Regions from separate parts of the Homo sapiens genome. Here all the other regions are linked to region 1. A link is a contact called in ENCODE Hi-C or POLR2A ChIA-PET data. All regions are on one chromosome and are shown on one strand. Each heading gives the region's core, a stretch centred on a gene start or an enhancer-like site at or near the end of the contact. The rest is flanking DNA. Distances are from core to core; before and after follow the strand shown. Region 1 holds the start of EIF4E (eukaryotic translation initiation factor 4E). Region 2 holds the start of MANBA (mannosidase beta). Region 3 overlaps MANBA (mannosidase beta). Region 4 holds the start of SLC39A8 (solute carrier family 39 member 8).

What was found. A loop is a pair of places that touch in the nucleus more often than their neighbours do. ChIA-PET counts read pairs that join two places held with the same protein, here RNA polymerase II (POLR2A). Pooled maps may share reads with other maps.
Region 2: a pooled map shows a loop between it and region 1 (13-fold over the local background). The contact joins the promoter of MANBA here to the promoter of EIF4E in region 1. A Hi-C loop is called at or near these places in 1 of 168 maps with a recorded cell type or tissue (tibial artery) and 4 of 50 pooled maps. POLR2A ChIA-PET finds 5 or more read pairs at or near these places in 1 of 52 experiments (B cell).
Region 3: a loop to region 1 is called in a pooled map, with 4 times the contacts of the local background. The contact joins the enhancer-like site here to the promoter of EIF4E in region 1. A Hi-C loop is called at or near these places in 2 of 50 pooled maps.
Region 4: a map of GM12878 shows a loop between it and region 1 (7-fold over the local background). The contact joins the promoter of SLC39A8 here to the promoter of EIF4E in region 1. A Hi-C loop is called at or near these places in 1 of 168 maps with a recorded cell type or tissue (GM12878), 1 of 37 single-sample maps with no recorded cell type and 9 of 50 pooled maps. POLR2A ChIA-PET finds 5 or more read pairs at or near these places in 1 of 52 experiments (B cell).

Annotation. Positions count from the first base shown.
Region 1 is chr4:98,926,666-98,931,691 of GRCh38, forward strand. It overlaps EIF4E (eukaryotic translation initiation factor 4E), which reads right to left and starts at 2,468. Exons shown (of 7, transcript NM_001968.5): 1 at 2,430-2,468. The coding sequence starts at 2,447. RefSeq lists an enhancer at 2,862-4,061.
Region 2 is chr4:102,759,003-102,764,028 of GRCh38, forward strand. MANBA (mannosidase beta) reads right to left here and starts at 1,966. Exons shown (of 17, transcript NM_005908.4): 1 at 1,716-1,966. The coding sequence starts at 1,892. RefSeq lists an enhancer at 1,561-1,910 and a silencer at 2,001-2,130.
Region 3 is chr4:102,684,869-102,689,894 of GRCh38, forward strand. MANBA (mannosidase beta) reads right to left here. Exons shown (of 17, transcript NM_005908.4): 7 at 4,706-4,816. Among named protein-coding and RNA genes, the nearest start is that of MANBA, 74 kb to the right of the region's middle. RefSeq lists an enhancer at 2,842-2,891. Within about 2 kb of position 2,628, at least 6 of the 41 ENCODE cell types and tissues checked have a DNase peak (open chromatin) inside an H3K27ac peak, as active enhancers do.
Region 4 is chr4:102,343,128-102,348,153 of GRCh38, forward strand. SLC39A8 (solute carrier family 39 member 8) reads right to left here and starts at 2,355. Exons shown (of 9, transcript NM_001135146.2): 1 at 2,218-2,355; 2 at 1,317-1,788. The coding sequence starts at 1,535. RefSeq lists enhancers at 878-937, 2,838-2,887 and a silencer at 1,408-1,657.

The DNA of each region.
Region 1 (5,026 bases), core at 1,218-3,717:
TTAAACATAACATCCAAATCTCCCAAAGTCTGTACCAGAACAAATACTGTATCACTAACCACATCCCTAGGAATTAAGTTCCTTAAGGGTTTACATTCAACAAGACTCACATCTTGTATAACTTTGTATCCTAAAGAACACTTGGTACAACACCCTGGATATATCAGGAGCTATTAATATTTACTAACTCAAAATATAGTCCTTCATCACTTTGCAGTTCCGCTCTGTGCTGCTGAAACAAAACTGCATAAACTCTGCAAAACTCAAGGGACCTAAATGTGACAGAAACCTCACAGAACTCCTTATTGTTTTATAGTTTACAGTCTCGTAGCCTTGCCCCTATTACCAGATGTAATGCTTTTTACTGACACTAGTGTAGTGGGGTAGGAACAGATCTAGACAAAAGTGGACATCAGAACCTGTCAAGGGGTTTAAAATGTATATTTTACATACTTATTCTTCATTAGTGTTATGTAATATTAATGTCCTAAAGTCAGTTAACTGTAGCAACAACTTATGAGTTTTTCAGTCAATTTAATTCCCAGGAACATAAATGAAAACTGGTGCCAATAAAAAAACAAGTAAGCAAGCAGAGAAGCTGCCTTGAATTTTGACAAGGTAAGGATAGTTTACACCAACGCAATGAAAAATAAGCCTTTGTGTAGTCTATAAGAGTTTTTGAAATAGTTTTATAAAAGTCTTTAAAAGTGCCGGGTGCTGTGGCTCACGCCTGTAATCCCAGCACTTTGGGAGGCTGAGGCGGGAGGATCACTTGAGGTCAGGAGTTTCAGACCAGCCTGGCCAACATGGTGGAACCCCGTCTCTACTAAAAATACAAAAATTAGCCAGGCACGGTTGTGCGCACCTGTAATCCCAGCTACTCAAGAGGCTGAAGCAGGAGAATCGCTTGAACCCGGAGGCGGAGGTTGCAGTGAGCCGAGATCACGCCACTGCACTCCAGCCTGGGCGACAAAGCAAGACTCCATCTCAAAAAAAAAAAAAAAAAAAAAAAAAAAAAAAAGTCTTTAAAAGTCAAAGCAAACTGGTAAACCATTAGCAAAACCACAAGCTACCATGAAAAGATACACAAAAGTATCTGGCAACCAAGGTCTAGAGCTGGTTCCAGAGTGTGAAAGGTTTTCTGATTGCTAATAAACCCCATTATGCACACAAGATATCTTCACTTAGCTGTGTCGTTTCTAAAAAGGCAACAGGGCCCAGAAGTTTCAGTGAGCCAGTCCTGGCAAACCCAAATTATGAAAAATATACCCTCTGCTTAAAGATTAACTACAAACCTACCCTGGGACCAGCTTGCTTCAGTTAAGTTTAAAATGGTGCCTAAATTGAAATGAAAGTCTGTAGCATAGATAAAGAGAAAAAAAAAGTCAAATGGAAAAGTAAATTTAAAAGTTTCTATTTCCAATAAACTGCGTCTCAGAAATCTTCCAGGAGATAAAGACTCGGAAGAACAGAGGGATTGAGACCCATTCGCATTCTCTGAGGCGTGCGCACTACGCGGAAAGGATGAATGAATGGAAGACGGGCGCGTGTGAAATGCAGCAGGTCCGGCCGGCAAGCCGACCGGCTACAGCGATCTGTAGGCCTCGCTCCTCCCCCTTCCCTCCTCCATGACAGCCCAGTCCCAAGCATGGAGGGGCGAGGACAATGTGATACCCCTTCTCACCACCACCATCCCTCATTCTACTTGGAGAGCTTCACCGTGACACACGAGTGTTCCTTCCCACCCCAGACCTTTCTCGCTTCCCCTGGCGCAAACACCGGCAACTCTCCGGCGCGCTGGATTAACAGACGCTCGCCCCTCTCAACTCCCCTAAGCGAGGTCGAAGCTCCTCCGCGCGTGCCGCGGCACCACTCCCGCCTAACCCACCCTCCGGCAACACTCGCCCACCAGCTCCCCAGTCCACCGGTCTAAGGAAGACGTGCGCGCGCCCCGCACCCGAGCCCCGGAGCTGGGGTTCTGCAGGGAGGGAAAGGCTGCTCCAGGGCTCCCTCCTCCATCTCACTCCAGGCCGGCTCGCCGCCCACCCTGCCTGCGGATCCCAGTACTCGCTGGGAGCCGGCCCTGCGCCTTCCTATCATGAAGACACCATCCTCGCATACCCAGCCCAGAACCCCAGCTACCCTCCACCCTGTAGACACCTCGCGGTTCCGCAGGAGGCGCCACGCCGCCCCTCCCCCACACCGCTCCCCCAGTTCTCGGGCCCCCACCAGAAAGTGTGCGCTACACGCCGCCTCGGCCATCCTCCGGGACGTCCCCACTTGTCCGCGGGAGGTCAGGTCCAACATGAAGGGGAAGGGGCGGCAAGGGGTACAGTGCGCGCCGGGAACGCCGTCCCGCGGAGTCCCCCAGTCAGAAGGAAGACGGAGCGCGGGGACCCGTGGGGGTGGGGGCCAAAGGCAATACTCACCGGTTCGACAGTCGCCATCTTAGATCGATCTGATCGCACAACCGCTCCAGAAGGGGGGGTAAGAGGAAAAAAATGAGATTCAAACCGGATTGGCCAGCTTCTGGCCACGTGACGGATATGTCCGTTTGGCCCTGGCGGCACCTGCGCAAGACTGCGGCTGCGTGAGTAACGAGAGGCTTCTGGGAAGTGGAGTCTCTCCCCCACCTTTTTTTTTTTTTTTTTTTTAAGGTAAAGAAATTTTTTTTAAAAAGGACTGGTCACGTGGCCGATGGGTAGGGTGCGCGGTTCTCAACGCGGCGGACACTCGCTTGCTGGAGGGTGGTTTCAGTCCTCTGCTCTTCCGCCTGGATAGCTGCGGTCACACTTACTGCCAGGCAAGCCTACTGTGCCCTTTGTCGCCCTGTCCTCCCATCTTCCCCGGAAGGTTGGGAACTGCAGGCTCAGCACACACAATAAGGCTTCATTTGCTTAGTTGAGGTCCCAGGACAAGTTGCCTGTGTGTTTATTTAGTTTTCTTTTGATCTCCCACCATTTTCTCTTAGTTTCAAAAAGAGGCGGCGATGCAGAGTCGTTTAGGCAATCAACCCTCCCACGTCCCCTGGCTCAGCTAATGCTGGTGGTCATTCGTTGCCATTTCTGCGAAAGGGGACGGACGGAACCGCCCGCAGTACCCGCTTGCCACCGGCTGGACGAGGGGGAGGGACGACAGCTTTTACTGTCCCAAATCCTGAGATTAAGACCTCAGGGCTAAATCTTGCGTGGCGGTAAAAATTATTTGGAAGTTCTGTGCAACCGTTCCAATATTCCGCTTTTACGTGCACGGAAATAGCCTAAGTCCAGATGCCAGCCAGGGAAGCCACTCCGGGCCCCGCTGACTAAGCCCTGGACTGATGGTCTGGAGTCTTTAGGCCGGGTCAACTATGACTCTTGACGTTGACTCATTCTCCTTAGGCGAGTGACTTAATCGCTCGGCGTCTCAGCTTTTTTATTTATGAACCAAAGGTGATGATACACTTACCTCACAAGGGTGTGCTTCGTAATGACTGTAACCGGCTTTGAAAATGCATCGGACTCTAGAAATGATTCATAATAAGCAACTGCGTGCCTTCCTAAAGATCAAGTGCTTCTGCTTTTTTTTTTTAGCAAAGTTTAAATTTTTTTCTGTTTACTTTGTTTGATTATGATGTACACCAGTGTAGTTTTAAATGTTCAGGACCATTTTTTTTCCTTTACAACTGCAGCTGCCCTCAATAGAGGCTTTAATGTTCATGAAATTATTGTTATGCTCACAACAATCACTGGCAATCAGAAATTTGTCCCCACACTGGCATCCTACATTTCCTTTCCCTCTAAGATACTGTGCTGTCATTTCTCAAGACCGTGTTTTTTGCACAGTTTGGCTACTAATAACAACAAATAGAGATGAAGAAATCTAGTAGACTCCTAAGGTTCTAATGAAGAAGACACTGTCTCATTACTATTTCCCATGCTTTTAAATAATGTTGACACCAGGAAAAGGAGTGTATGCAGGCTGCCTGTGCCTGTCTGCTTATAGTGTTAATGAGGTCCAGAGCTGTGTCATACCTATTATTGAGTACATAATGGATGCTTGAGTTGACTAACACATAATTGAGGCTGTATGAGAACTCAAAGCCATTGCCTGTTCATATGTTTTGGTTTACCTGAATATCAGAAGTGATTAATGAAAGCTTTTGTCTAGTGGGCTTAGCTCTACTAGGTTTTAAAGTAGATAGAATTAACAGGCCAGGCGCAGTGGCCCACGCCTGTAATCACAGCCCTTTGGGAGGCCAAGGCGGGCGGATCACCTGAGGTCAGGAGTTCGAGACCAGCCTGACCAACATGGTGAAACCCTGTCTCTACTAAAAATACAAAAATTAGCCAGGCATAGTGGCACCTGCCTGTAGTCTCAGCTACTCAGGAGGCTGAGGCAGGAGAATCACTTGAACCTGGGAGGTGGAGGTTGCAGTGAGCCAAGATCCCGCCACTGCACTCCAGTCTGGGCGACACAGTGAGACTCCATTTCCAAAAAAAAAAAAAAAATGATAATAAACGGATAAGTGGATTTCTACTTACAGAGACTATCTACTGTTACTTAGACTATCCAAAATAATTCTGTTGACCGCGTTGTTATTTTCTGCTGGTTAGAAGTGGTGTCAGGTTACCTTCTTTGAAGAGAAAAAGACAGCATAGATGTCCTATTTTCCCCTTCCCCACCCTTCCCCACCCTTCCTCTCCCTTCCCTACCCTTCCCCTCCCTTCCCTTCCCTTCTCTTCCCCTCCCCTCCCCTGTCCTCCCCTCCCCTCCCTCCCCTCCCCTCCCATTCTCTCTCTCTCTCTCTCTTCCTTCCTTCCTTCCTTCCTTCCTTCCTTCCTTCCTTTCTTTTTGTCTTTTCAGGGTGTTGCTCTGTTACCCAGGCTGGAGTGCAGTGGCATGATTATGGCTCACTGCAGCCTTGACCTTCTGGGTTCAAGGGGTCCTCCCACCTTAGCTTCCCAAGTAGCTAGGACTACAGGCATGGGCCACCATGCCTAGCTAATTTTTTTATATTTTGCAGAGACAGGAGCGTCTAGCTATG
Region 2 (5,026 bases), core at 716-3,215, 3.8 Mb after region 1:
ATGAGCAAATTCATTTTCATTAAGTATCTGTTGTAACCAAACGTTGTTTCTTAGCTTCTTAGCTCTGTAATATGGCACAATAATCTGACTTACTGAAGCCACTCATTATTTCCCATTGGCTTAATTCTTTCTTTCTTTTTTTTTTTTTTTAGAGATAGAATCTCTCTATGTTGGCCATGCTGGTCTTGAACTCTTGGCCTCAAGAAATTTTCCCACCTCGGCCTCATAGACTCTTTCTATGTTGGCCATGCTGGTCTTGAACTCCTGGACTCAAGGGATCCTCCTACCTTGGCCTCCCAAAGCTCTCACGTACCAGCACCCATTGGCTTAATTATTTCAGTAAAATCAGGCAAGGAGGAACCCTACAAAATAAACACAGGCATTCTCAAAGCAGATATAAGTGAAAACTCAGAGTATACTGTGGTCAGCTGTGTTCTCTATCACAAGTAGTTTGTCAACTTAAAATAAAGTACTAAAGTTTGGGAATGATCTACTCTAAAAATACATCGGACAATGGTCAATGTCATTTACAACATTCACCTCCTTTCTGATACACATCTCAGGAAAAAAAAAAAAAAAACTACTAAGTACCAGGTCAGAAATTTGGCACAACCCTAGATGACCACCTTGTCATGCAAATAAACTTAGAATGGTGCTCCTGAAAGTCAGCCACAGTGCTTCAAAAACACATGATTTTTTAAAACACCAAACTAAGCATACCACATAGTATAGAGACCAGGCTATGGAGTTGAGACCACCTGGGTTAGAATTCCATTTCTTTCCATTTAGTTGCTGTCACCTTCCTAATTTCTCTGTGTTCCATAATTCCATATTATCCATAAAATTCAGATATGAACACTTACTATACAGAGTTGTTATGAGGATTGGACAATGTATGCATCCCACAAGTAGATCAATTACAAGTACATTTTGCCCCAAGTAAAGACAACACGTGGGAACGCTGTGCAAGAGGGAACAGCAAAAGCAGTTGGAGGATGGAAGTCAGTTTGCAAACCTATGCGCACAGGCAGCCAAACACGAAAACGTTCCCCACAAGTAGTCTGTAAATTGGAGACTCCATTGGGATACACACACACACACACACACACGCCCTGAGAGGAAATAGCACCTTTCTTCATCACCAAGTTAGCCTTAAAAATTATTTACCCGTTGTTAGCCACACTAGCACTGACAAACCCAACTTTACTCTTGTAGGTCATTCTCCACAACGTCTGTGCTGCGTCAATCCCAAATCTGACTCCCTGACGCTTAACAGCGAAAATAAAAAACCGAGACATTACTCAATAGAGTTAACCCTTACTTAACAAAACGCTGTTGTCCCCTGTGGCGTGCAGACAGTAGAGACAGTAATTCCCGACCTTATGCTTGTCAGTGACGGCATGCCCTTTGTATACACGCTTCAGTAGAGAACGACTGCAGTAAGTAAACTGCTAGTAGCAACACTGTTCCCCTATCTAAACTTCCCCTTTCCAGAGTTACTGATGTCCCAACATGGGTCGGTCGCTCAGTCTCCGTCAAGCCCGTACCCCATAGCTTGGGCATTTCCCCCCGCAGATCACAAGATGCAAAGGGGAAGTTACTACCAAACCGACGAGAATGGCCCAGAGCTGGGGGCTGCCAGGCGGTTCCTGGGCCCCTCTCAGCACCAGAAGAAGGCGGGCGCAGGCTCGCCGCGGGTCGGCCGCACGCCATACCTGGATCAGGCCCTGCTGGAACAAGGCGCTGTGCACGCAGCCAGGGACCGCCCCGGGCAGCTCCAGCGAGCCGTTCCCATTGCAGATGCTCCAGTTGCCACGCAAGCTGTAACTGAGCTCCGCGGCGGTGGTGCCTGCACCGCACAGCGCGAGCAGCAGGAGCAGGTGGAGGCGCATCTTGAGATCCCGCGCCACCGAGATGTGGAGAGATCGAAAGGCAGCGCTGCAAGGGACCGGCGGTGAAGCCACTCACCCCCTCGGAAGTAGCCGAGGCTTTAGGTCCCCGCCCCGGCCCCGCCCCTAGGTCAGCTGAGCGCTCTCCGGGCGCAGCCGCGGGCGGGAGGGGAACGAGGAGGCTGCGCCTGCACCCGCTGAAAGCCGGGCGTCGCGGGTGCGGGAGCTGCAGCCCCCGAGAATAGCTACAGGCTGGGGGGCATTGCGGTCTGAGCCTTCCCTCGGCGCTTCTTCCCGCCGCCTCAGTACATACAACTGGAGGCAAGAATCTTGCACGGTAATTGGGACAGAAAGATCCCTGGGCGCGCAGTGGCACAAAGCCTCGGGAGATCAGAGACCGACTGTACGTGGAGACCATAGCTGGAGAGTCCCCTCACTCCTTCAGAGAACCCAAACTGGGAGACAACCCACCACTTCCCTTCCGCCAAATTTACACAGACCCTCGTCTACCTGGTAGCGTAACACTCACCCCGCTGCAGCTCAACTCGCGGGTCTCAGAGCCTACCCCGCCCTTCAAAGAGTAAACAAGTACTAGCAGTATCTCCATCAGAAGGTTGTTCTGAGGGCTAACCAAGAAAATGCGACTATAGCATGCAGCATGGAGCCTGGCCCAGAGAAGGCATTCACGTTAGCTATTGTTACTAGCGGCCTGCGTCCTTATGTTTCATAAAGCCCCACGGAGGTTTCTGAGGTTCTGGAACCTGCACTAGGCGCGCAGCTGAGTTTAAAATCCTCTGCACTCACTAGCTGTGGGACCTGGGCAAGCCGCAAAATCTCCATCTCCGTTTCTTGAAGTTTTCAAGGTGTTATAAGTATAAAATGAGTAAACATATGTGATCGTCCCTAACAATGCCAGAGTACCCAAGAAATACCACTGACTTATTTCGGGTCTTGTAGTCAAATGGTCTACCTGAGTCCCATTTTTGCAATAGGATGTAACAGTAATCCTAGAAGTTAAGACGGAATTTTACATTGCATAAAATAGACTGCCTTTCTCCTGTGTTGACGCTATCTGCCGTATATTTATGCTTCGGAAGAAGTCCTTGAAAAGAAATTTTCTCTCATCAAATCTGAGCTTTGTTTCGCCTTACAATGGCCTTGGAATTGCCTGATTCTGCAGACACCGGGCAATATCTTACTTTGCAAAGTCAGCATTATTTACAAGCCCTGAATATCTTGGCTTAAAGGACAGTATGGATTATCCAACCCAAGCCGCTGGCTTTACAGATGAGGGAACTGAGTTCAAAGAGATCGGGGCCAGGCGCGGTGGCTCACGTCTGTAATCCCAGCACTTCTGGGAGGCCGAGGCGGGTGGATCACTTGAGGTCAGGAGTTCGAGGCCAGCCTGGCCAACATGGTGAAACCCTGTCTCTATTAAAAATACAAAAATTAGCTGGGCGCGTGGTGGCACGTGCCTGTAGTCGCAGGTGCTCGGGAAACTGAGGCAGGAGAACCGCTTGAACCCAGGAAGCAGAGGTTGCAGTAAGCCGAGATGGCACTACTGCACTCCAGCCTGGGCTATAGAGAAAGACTCTAAAAAAAAAAAAAAAAAAAAGATCAGGTGACTTGCCTGTCACATAGTGGCAGACAGGATTAGAACCCTCCTCTTCAAGGTCCTACTGTCAGAGCCCAATGATGCTATAGGGGAAACGCTCTCACTGCTTCAAAGCCTTCCTCACTCACTCCAGAAGCATTTTTACCTTTGATAGAAACAAAGCTCTCAATTCAAATTATATGCCATAATTCACGGCATTAAATGGCTAGCCATGGTCTGTGCAACACTGATAACACAAGGTTTATGGCAACAAGAGCGGCAAAGGAATTTTTTCATAATTCCCAGAGATTTCATTAAGCCAAATCAGAGGAAAATTCATCCTTGATGATACATATGGATATATTCTGTTTATTAAGAAATATAATTTTTAGAAAAACAATAATAGAAGATTCTCATTCCTCCTTTCATTCCAGGATGCAAGCATAACATCATTTAGGTTACTTCACTTTGACAACAGAGAACATCAAAGAATAATCAAAGCCCTAATAAGTACTCTTCCTAAAATTGCAATTGGCACAGATGACATGATGTTTTCATTTTGTTATAGGATAATTTTTGTCCATGATTTTCTGGTAAATAAACCTTATTTAGAGATAACATAAAACTTCTCAACTTATGTAATTTAAAGTCATGATACCAAATGCAATGTTTAAAATAGTTATGGGTATCTTTAACTTACACTGTATAAACAGATTTCATTTTGATCATTTCATTTGATGCTTCCCAAAACTTGAATTATTTAGAACAAGTGATCGTTCCCTGGTTTAAAAAGATAAATAATGCCCACGGTGATTAAATGATGTGTAGGGTCAGTATCCTGTCACAACAGACCAATGGAAGTAGTTAGGCCCTTTGCTATATGACAACATTTCCTTCATATCTAAATATATAAAATTGGTAAACTCATTAGAACACCATGGTATATACCAAGGCCAATGATATTCCAATCCCATGATATATTACAGAAGTTATAATAAGGGAAAGAAAATGAAAGAGTAATCAGATGTGGAGTGGACATTTGCCTTTAGACTCATAGTGTCTGATTAAACCCCAGGACTGGGGATAATAGCCCATAAGTATCCTGCCCAAAGGTTTGACATACTTCCCCAGAGTTTGAAGCCCCAAATGTTAGAACAAAGAGAGAAGGTAGTGGAAACTATGTACACCACTAGAATTTGGTGTGTCAAGGATGCATATGCATGAGTTTCCTATAAACCAAGAGGACACCGTAGGAAGTAACCAGGCTTGAGCCAGTATAATGGGATTCTACCCAAGAGAGTCCAAGAAGTCAACTAGAGGACACATGGCCTATGTCAGCAAACTGTGTATATATATACATATACTGTATATATACATATATACATATACGTATATATATACATATACTGTATATATACATACATACATATACTGTATATATACATATATACATACATATACAAATATATATTTTAAATATATATAATTTATATAATAATATAAATATATAAAAATATATAATATAATTATATTATATAATATA
Region 3 (5,026 bases), core at 1,378-3,877, 3.8 Mb after region 1:
CAGTGAGCAATTTAAAACTCATGAATTGCTTATTTCTGGAGTTTTCCATTTACTATTTTCAGACCACAGTTGACCATGGGTAACTGAAACCACAGATAAGGAGGCACTACTGTACCTAAATGTCAAAAACATAATGCTGAGCCAAATTAGCCACACACTAAAAAATACATGCTATATGGTTCCATGTACATAAAATTCAAAAAGAGACAAAAGTAACCTAGTGATGGATGTCAGGATAGTGGATCTTCGGGAAGGAAACAGGGGTCATTACTGGGGAGGCTCGCAGAAGGGAGGGGAGAGTTTGAGGTGTGAAGTGCTAGTAATTAATGTTCTGTTTCTTGAACATGTTGACAGTTACCTGAGTGTTCATTTTCTCATAATTCATTAAGCTTTTCACTTATGGCTTGTGTATTTTTCTGTATGTGTCATATTTCACAATAAATAAAAAATAAAATGTTGTTTGACCAAAACTCCCTAGCTTTCTTTCTCAGGCTTACTTTTTCACCCTAAAACTCCACTGACAAAAGTGTTTGCCAGTCTTATAGAAAGAAAATATACTTTAAATGGTCCTAGAGACCTTCAAAATTACCTCCATCCTCAAGCTGCATCCTTTCCTCCCATGTGTTATCTTTCACCACTATTACAACGAAAACAGAGCCCCCCATCCCAAAGTGAATCCATCCTCTTCTTATCTCCTACCTCCCAGAGACCTTGCCCTCTCAACTACCTCCCTGCTTTCTAACTCTTTTTAGTCTTTCCCTCGCTACTGGCCCCTTTCCATCAGGATTTTGCTGTTGCTTTCCATTCTCTTAATGGTATCCTTTTCTATGTTGAAATCATTGCAAACTTGTAATAAAGTTCCAACAATAATACAAAGAACTCCTATATATAATACAAAGAATCCAGAGACCCCCCCATTCAAGTTTTCATCAGTTGCCCCAATAACATTATGACAAAAAAGATCACTGCACTGCACCCAGTTCGTACATAGTCTCTTCCACTGTAGGACAGTTCCTCAATCTTTCCTTGACATTTTTGAAGATTATAGTAGATTGAAGACTGAAGACTGAAGACTGAAGGCCCTTGTGTCCTTTCAATGTGTCACATTATTATTGAGTACCTCCTTACTTCCTGGAACAGCAAGATATTTCAGGCTCCAGCTCGAGAATCAGTCATTTCTCCAAAGAGCCCTGATTGCTTTCAGCACAGAGTGGTATTCCAAATCAACATATGGGTCCTAAATCTACTCACTGCTACTAGAGAGCCACTCTTCCCAGGCGCTCTGAGAAAGGATTAGGAAATGTGTGAAAAGAACTAGGAAATGTGTGTGTGTGTGTGTGTGTCTACCCACACATACACATGCATTTACAAAGACATTTATTTCTCTGTCTACACATACTGAAAATCATAACTTCATACTATTAGCTCCAATTTGAATCCACTGTAGCTTTCCCCCCTTCTATGTTGATACCACCTTTCTCCATTCATGAAAAGGCTGGCTTCCACCACTTCAATATATTTACTTATTTGTTCAGTTGCCTATGTGAAGCCAATCTGATCCCAACTGGCCACCATTACCACCTGGTCTAAGCATAGTTTCCAATCAGACGCTTTCAGAAGAGTTGCCTATATTCACCGTCTTTACTTCCATACCTTGAGTCATTCCTCAACCCACTACAATTTGATTTCCATGCTGATCAAGGTGACCAGTAATCTCCTTGCCACCAAATCTAAAGAATCTTTCTCAATTCTTTTCTAACTTGAACTCCCTTGCAGCATTCAACACTCTGAACATTCTTTGCTTCTTAAAACACTCTTTCCCTCTGGTTTCTGTGACTCCCCACTCAAATTGGTTTTCCCTCCACCTCGTCAACCATTCCTTCTTAGATTCTTCTACTGGCTTCTCCCCAAACCCCAACCTTACTAATTATGACTGCCTGGGGTTCTGTCCTAGCTCTTTTCTCTGTGCCATCCCTGAGGTATTTCATCCGCTACCATGGCTACAATTATCTACATTCTGCTAACTTACACATCTATATCCTTAACCCACATGCAATCCCTAAGCTTAAGATCTATCTAATGAAACACCTATCAAATATTATTCCTTGGGTGTCTCTCAATCACCCCACACAAAACACATCTAACACTGAAATAATTTCCACCCAACCCCTTCCCCCAAACCTTCTCTTCTTTCTGAGTAATGTAACTCAATGAACAGAGTTGCCCTGCCTGTTCAGAGGCTGCCTGTTCAGCAGCCCAAACCAGCAGCTGAGGAACCATTCCTAACTCCTTCTTTTTTCCCACCCCCACATCATCAAGCCTGCTGAGGTTATATCCTAAATCTCTTTCAGATTTATTTCCTCAGCAGTTCTGTAGACCAACCAATCCTCATTTTTTGTCTGAATCACCACCACAGTCTTCTAACTGGTCCCCTACTCTTGCCATCCTTCCAATCTGATCTACACAATCTTTGTAAAATATGCATATAATCCTTACCCCCTCCTTAAAATCCTTCCAAGAATCCTGGCAGCACTCAGGACAGTGCTTCTTCCTTCACGTGGCTCACTAGGCCCTGCAGGACTTTGTCCTAGCTACTTTTACAACACCATCTCTTGTTCTTCAACTTCAAACTCAACCACAACTGCATTGAAATTTCTTTCACTTCTGCAAACACACAACATCCTTTCTAGTCCTTGGGCCTTCACGTTCTTTTCCCTCCGCCTCTTTGCTACATTACTTGGCCAAATTCTACTTATCCCTCAGGACACAGGCTCTGGGAATCTTCCCAGAATGCCCCTGCTCTGCACTTCCATGGCACTCTCTACATCTCTAGAGTGCTAATATATTCCAATGGCTCATTTAATGATTGAACTTCCCAATCAGATCATTAGTTCTACTAAGGTCTCAGAGAGAAACAGAAACAGTGTCTTAGTCACAGCTCTATCACCAGCACCTAGCAAAATAGCCAAAACACAGTAGGTGTGCCCTAAGTATTTACTGAATGAATCAGCCTCAAAAAATAGCAACTCTACGGCAGCCACAGCCAAAGAGCACATTTCACACACATGCATTAACTCAAGGTGTGGGGCAGTTAAACATCCTCCTTAAAGCAAACTCCTGTTGCTGCTCGATTCAAAGGCTGGCATCTTTATGTGTAATGAACAATAATACAGTCATATTAGCCTGAATGTAAAAGAATTATTTCCCTTAGAAAAAGACAGAAGTTCCTCTTCTTTCTCTGTAGTAAGTTGGAATGACTCATTATTTTTTACATTTTCATGAAAACAACACACAACAAACTCACTGTGTGAGACAGCACACATCCTCTCAGCCAAGAGGGGTACGACAAGAGTGAATGCTTTGGCCCTTAAGACGGGTCCAGGATGTTCTCCCTGTACATAACTCTGTGCATGTGTGCGTGCGCGCGCACACACACACACACACACACAAACACACATACACTCTCTTCCCCTCTCACACACACATACACACTCTTTCTCTCTCTCCCCTCCCCCCTTACACACACACACACACACACACACACACACATTCACAGTGTCTCAGAAAATACACAGCATGATTGAACAAAAGAAAAACAGAAAATGCACTCCTGAAGGACATATCTCCATCCTTAGCATGTTGTCTGGCCCACAGGAGAGGAAATACCAAATGTAAGAGGTGACACCAGCCAACTGTAAACACCGAAGCTGGTGTCTGGGAGAGGAGGAGATCTTTGAAGAGGGTTAATACCATTTCTACTAACTATATGCCATGACTCTTATAAGCCAGATCCAAGCCATCTCGTTCTTATTGTCCCTATTTTACATATTTTGAGATTAAGTAAGTAGCCTATAGCTAATAAATAACAAAGTGCAGTTCTTTCCAATTCCTAGTGCTATATCCTAAAATGGGTAAAACTGAAAAATCAGAAAACACCAGTAGAAGCACCTTATTCAGAAAAATGAAGAAGAATGTCAGAGGAAATAAATAAAAGTTAAAAATGGTTGGTTCTGGGGAGTAGGAAGTAAGAATAGGAAGTGATGGGCAAGAGGTCTTATTTTTCATATAAACTTACTAGTAATATTTGAGTTTTAAAATTACACATGTATTATTTTGATATAAGGTACAATTTTAAATCATAGCAGGAGACTACTTATTGACAAAATAATATCTAAAGTATGATCCATTTAAAAATATAAGGCCGGGCGCAGTGGCTCACGCCCGTAATCCCAGCACTCTGGGAGGCCAAGGCAGTAGATCACTTGATATCAGGAATTCAAGACCTGCCTGGTCAACATGGTGAAACCCCATCTCTACTAAAAATACAAAAGTTAGCTGGGCGTGGTGGCGGGTGCCTGTAATCCCATCTACTTGGGAGGCTGAGGCAGGAGAATTGCTTGAACCCAGGAGGTGGAGGTTGCAGTGAGCCAAGATTGCACCATTGCACTCCAGCCTGAGTGACAGAGCAAGACTCTGTCTCAAAAAAAAAAAATATATATATATATATATATGTGTGTGTGTATATATATGTATGTATATATACACACACAGAGAGAGAAGCTTTTGAATGCTGTTACTAAAGATGATCTCTGATGGGTGGGGACACAAGAGTTTTGACGGTTTCTTCTTTTCCCATGAAGATCTGTATTACTATTTTTAAAAGAAATAAAATTATTTCACAAAATATTTTAAATTACTTACTTACCTTAGCTGATTTTTCAATATTTAAGCCTCCATCCAGTTCAAAAAGAACAGTCATGTTGTACCCAGTCTGGTTTCCATGTCCATGAGGCCACCAAGTTTCTACAGTAATATTCTTTTAAGAAAATTTAAAAGTCACTCTAATATGTCATATTTTCAGCAAAAAAGGCTCAAAGCATTACATCAATTTCTCAAATAGTCAAGTACAAAACTCTAGGTTCTAAAACAATGTAAGTCTCCCCACCTATATTATGCCCAATCAGACCAATTCATTGATAATATTTAAAAATCAGCATGCTGGGAATCTAGCATGGATCAATACATC
Region 4 (5,026 bases), core at 1,105-3,604, 3.4 Mb after region 1:
GGAATTATAGACAATTTACTAAAGAACATGCATAAGGGGACCACAAAACCCTTCTAGATCAAAGAGAGACCACCTCTGACATGCCATGGCATCAGAAAGTTCTACTTTTCTTAAGAGCCATATACTTTAATTGTGGTAAGATATTTCTAACAAAAAGATCAATCTACGTATAATGTTATTAACATGGAATTTATTTGATTACAGTTTCCCTAACTGTAATCTAAAGTCATATTCATTAGGAAACGCCAAATTTCCAAGAGCAGAGTATAATATGCAGCATTTCCCAAACATCTTGGACCCCAAAAACTTCTTGTAACAAACTAACATCGTCCAAAAATGACAAACGATATGGAAAATACCGTATTCTACCCTCCAATATCAGCTGTCAGTGGGACAGGAGTAAAGGAAAACAAGTCAAAGCACTGAGTTAACTGAGTTTTAAAAGACGGAGAGCAGTTTTGGAAGGATGCAGAAACTACACTTTGTCTACTTAACAATTTTAAGAACTACCCAATCACAGAGTATTTATTATAGAAATAATTAGGAATAATTTGATTTTATGTTTACAAAGAGGTATGATGTTTAACTGCTCCTACGTAGTTTGAAGCTTGTTCTTAAACCCAAGGTATTGCCAAATGCCTAGTAGTACCCTGTTTATTACTGAAAAAATTTTTTTAATCATTTTGGATAAATACTAGAATCAAATATTTGACCTGACATATGACAAGGAACTAACAATATAAGCCTAGTCTACCACCATCTGGATGACCAAATTAGAATCTTAGTCTCAAGGCCGCCCCTGTTTCAGCCCTGAATGCCTCATGTAATGTACACAGGAGCCAGAACTACATTATATCTCGTTTTCAAATAGCACTGGTTACGCACCGGGCAACTGTTAACCAGGGTGGCATGTGATAATCTTCCTTGCTAACCTTGTAGGAAGTGTGCGAGCCGTTATCTTTCTGGCAAGATTTAAGTAACTCATTCCTATCTAAAAAGCATCTGTTAAAGTGGCGTCACACCCTCAACTACTTCATAAAGTTTTCTATAAAATGTTAAAATCACCAGAGTCGGACCTCTCAGTTCATCAGGCGTAAAACTGCAGTTTCCGGCTGCCAAATCCCTTAACAACGTTAACCTTTTAATCCTTCAGCCTCGTCTAGTGAAAAGCAAGTGTCACCAGATACCGCCTTCTACTTGAGAAATATAACAAGATTCTTTCTCCTGCACTTTTCCCAAATAAAAACGGCTCATATACAAAGTGAAGTCTAGGGACACCCACAGTACGGAGGGCTGCCCGGACCTGGCGGCCTTACCTGGTTGAAGTGCAGCTGGCCAGGCTCCGGGACGCCCACGCGGGAGGCGGCTCCCATCTGCTCCAGCAAGTGCTGGAGCTGCGCCGCCGACAGGCTCAGATTCGCGCCGAACACGCTCAGCACATCCTCGCTGAAGGCTAGCCCTGGCCCCTCCGCCACTCCTCCGAGGCCGGCGGCCGCCAGCAACAGGAGCCCGGCCACCGCGCGACCCGGGGCCATCCTGGCCTGGGCTTCCCCTTGAGGGCCCGCGACGGGCTGCCGCGCAGAGGGACGCGCGCGGGCGCACTGGCGTCCTTGCCCAAGGGCGGGAGCGTCAGTGCTCGGCGCTGCTCCGAGTCAGAGGTGGCGCGGGACGCCCCTGGTTCTCCGACGCCTTCGAAAGAACAGCAGCTCGCGACCTGCGGGGCATTGAAGTGGCAGCGTAGCCGAGGGGAGCGATAGGCGGAGTGGGCCCCCCGGCCTCCTGGAGAGCCTGAGATAAAGAGGACAAAGGGGGACAGAGATAAAGGCCACCAGGGCACCAGCCGGCAGGCTCCAGAAACGCTGCGTGGCAGTAGCCCTCAAACGCCCGGCCGGGCATGGGGCCAGACGCCCCGGATCCGGGTTTGCAAACGCCCCAGGATTTGCGTACATATGCTCCTCCCGGATATAAAGCCCCAAACCACGCCACTTCTTAGGAAAAACTAAAACCACACTAACTGTAGAACTCCACCTCCTCTTCCTGTCTTTCTGCTTTATTCTCTCCGCCGCAAACTTAGAAGTGAGACGTGCAGTCCCCAAGGAGCTGCAGAAAAGGGCTCTTCCGGAGTCCTGGGGATTGCGCGTTTAAAGGGGACCCTCCCTCTCCCCGGATCTTCTCTGAGCTTGGCAAGTTAATCGGAAGCACTCGCTGGCCTCTCACCTCTCCTATCTGTTTGTTTGTCTGTCTCTGCGTCTTTCTCTCTGCGTGTCAACGTAAGACTCGGTCTCTGGATCTCTCTCTCTTTCTGTCTCCCGCCCCCACAACCTCTGTATCTCTGACAGGTCCGCGGTGAAACTCCGCGATCCGCTCCGGCGCTCTTTACAAATAAGGGGAGGAGGGCCCTGTCCCCGCCTCCGTAGCACGTGGTGACCCATTTCCCCAGCCTGAACTCCCGCGCGCGTCCACGCCGGGGCGCAGGACCGCCGGCCTTCCCTCCGCGGGCGCTGCTCATTCCCAGCATCAGCCATGCCCTCTTCCCCACCCTCACTCCTGAGGGTTACCTGATGCCACCTCCGTGTCGGGGTCCCTAACTCCTCTCTGGTCTCGGGGACGCATGCATCTTTTCGTGATCTTGATGAAACCAACTTGCTGAAATGGAGCCTGGAGACCCTTGCATTGTCTACATAATTAACAGGAATTGCTTTTTTTTCTCACTTCTTAAAATCAGAGGAGAAAGAGGAAATCCAATGGTAGCGGTGGCGGGCTAGCTGAGCCAGCACTGCCCAAGCCGGCCCTTCCTGGCGGGATATCCGCAGATCAGAGGAATGTTTATTTGTTCATATGGGAGCTCAAGAAAAGCTGACTTAGGTGTGATGTCAACAGGTTTGTGTAAAGTGAGTGTGGTGTTTGAGGCAAAGTTTGTATCTGGTGGATATAGTGGTTCAAGTGTAAAGTGAAACCATGCTTCACTGTTAGATGGCTGTGAAAGGAAAATAAATCTTGAGACTTCAAAATCACCAAGCTAAAGGGAAACATCAAGAAGGGACCAGCTTAGGGCAAACCTGCCTGCCATTCTATTCAAATTCATCCCTCTGAGGCTCACCTGAGACAAATGCATATCTGATTGCTTTCTCTTCTCCATCGTTTATGCAAAAAATGCAGATTCACTGGGCCAGACTAAACTGTCTATTGAGTGGAAGGCTGATCATGGCCTCAAAAGAATGCAACCTTTTGTCTCTTGTCTATTATACTTCTAACCTGGAAGCCCCCACTTCCAATTGTCTCACCTTACTGGACTGAACCAATGTACATCTTACACATATTGATTGATGTCTCATGTCTCTCTAAAATATATAAAAGCAAACTGTACCCCCGACCACCTTGGGCACATGTCTCAGGACTTCCTGAGGCTGTGTCAGGGGCACATCCTTAACCTTGCCAAAATAAACTTTCTAAATTGACTGAGACCTGTCTCAGACATTTTGCATTCACGTGACTAAGGACAATAAAAAGAATACAAGATGCCGTTCTTGCCTTTCATCAGGAGAATGCACAGCCTCCTAAAATAGCACATTTTAAAGAGACATTAAGTCTAGACAAAGGGGAAAAGATGGGGAAAGGGAAAAAATCTTAATCTTAGAAGAGGAACCTAAAGACATAACTGCAGAAGAAAGAGACAGGTAGAGAACATTCCCAGAGGCTAAGGATCTAGGCAGACGAAGCTGAAGGATTGTCATATGGAAGAAGGTTTAACTATATTATATCTAACTTCAGAGGACAGAAGGCAGCAGTCATGGGGCAAAGTCACCCAGAGGAAGGTTTCTGTGGAATTATAAGGCATGGCTGCCTTGGAAGATAGTGATTTCTCCATGATCAAAAGTGATTCAAATCAACAGATCCTGGGTGACCGCCTTTAGTAGGTGGTAGGAGGATTCATGCCTGAAGGGAGATGAACTAAATGATCTTAATACTGTGCTCTTTCCAATTATAAAATCTACGTATTTGTTAATAATAATTTACAGAATTATGTTGATGCTAAAAGGGCAAATATTTCATCTAAGGGCCAGAAGTAAGTTAATATCACAGTTGTCCTCTTAAATCACTCAGCTCGTGGGACTCTTCAAGCCTTTCATTGGATTTTAAAATATAGTTTGTTGCCTATTTTTCCTTTGGACCTCCGTGATGCAAAATGATTTTTGGAAATTAATGAATGCTCTAAATGGCTAATCTATACCCAGCAAGTTGTTTATTTCCAGCTTTTCTAAAACTAAATTTGTCCATAAAGTGTTAGATTTTAACAAATATAAAAGGTTTTTAAAAATACAAATCTTGGCTGGGCACTGTGGCTCACGCCTGTAATCTCAGCACTTTGGGAGAATAAGGTGGGCAGATAGCTTGAGATCAGGAGTTCAGACCAACCTGGCCAACATGTAAAAACCCTGTGTCTACTAAAAGTACAAAAATTAGCCAGGCATGGTGGCGCACGCTTGTAATCCTTGCTACTCGGGAGGCTGAGGCATGAAAATCGCTTGAACCTAGGAGACAGAGGTTGCAGTGAGCCAAGATCAGGACACTGCACTCCAACCTGGGTGACAGAGTGAGACTCTGCCTCAAAAAAGAAAATAATACAAATACAAATACAAATCTTACATTGTGGGATTTTTAGAATATATAATTTATCTATTTATCAGTCATTCATGTCTATGCACATACATTTCGCCAGCCCATCAAGTCCACAAAATAAGAAACAGTAAAATAAATGACCAACCTGCATGCCAACTTTACTAAGCCCAGTTAACATAATGCAATTAAGAGAAAGTGTTCAGAAAATTTCAGGTTACTAACTACCAAATAGGTAAGGCTAATTTCTAGATCATCCAGTCTAATAAACTATAATCACCAAAGAACTACAGGTTAGGCATCTCTAATTCAAAAATTCCAAATCCAAAATACTGCAAAATATGAAACTTTTTGAGTGCTGAAATGACACCAATGGAAAATTCTACACCTGACCTCATTTGACAGGTGC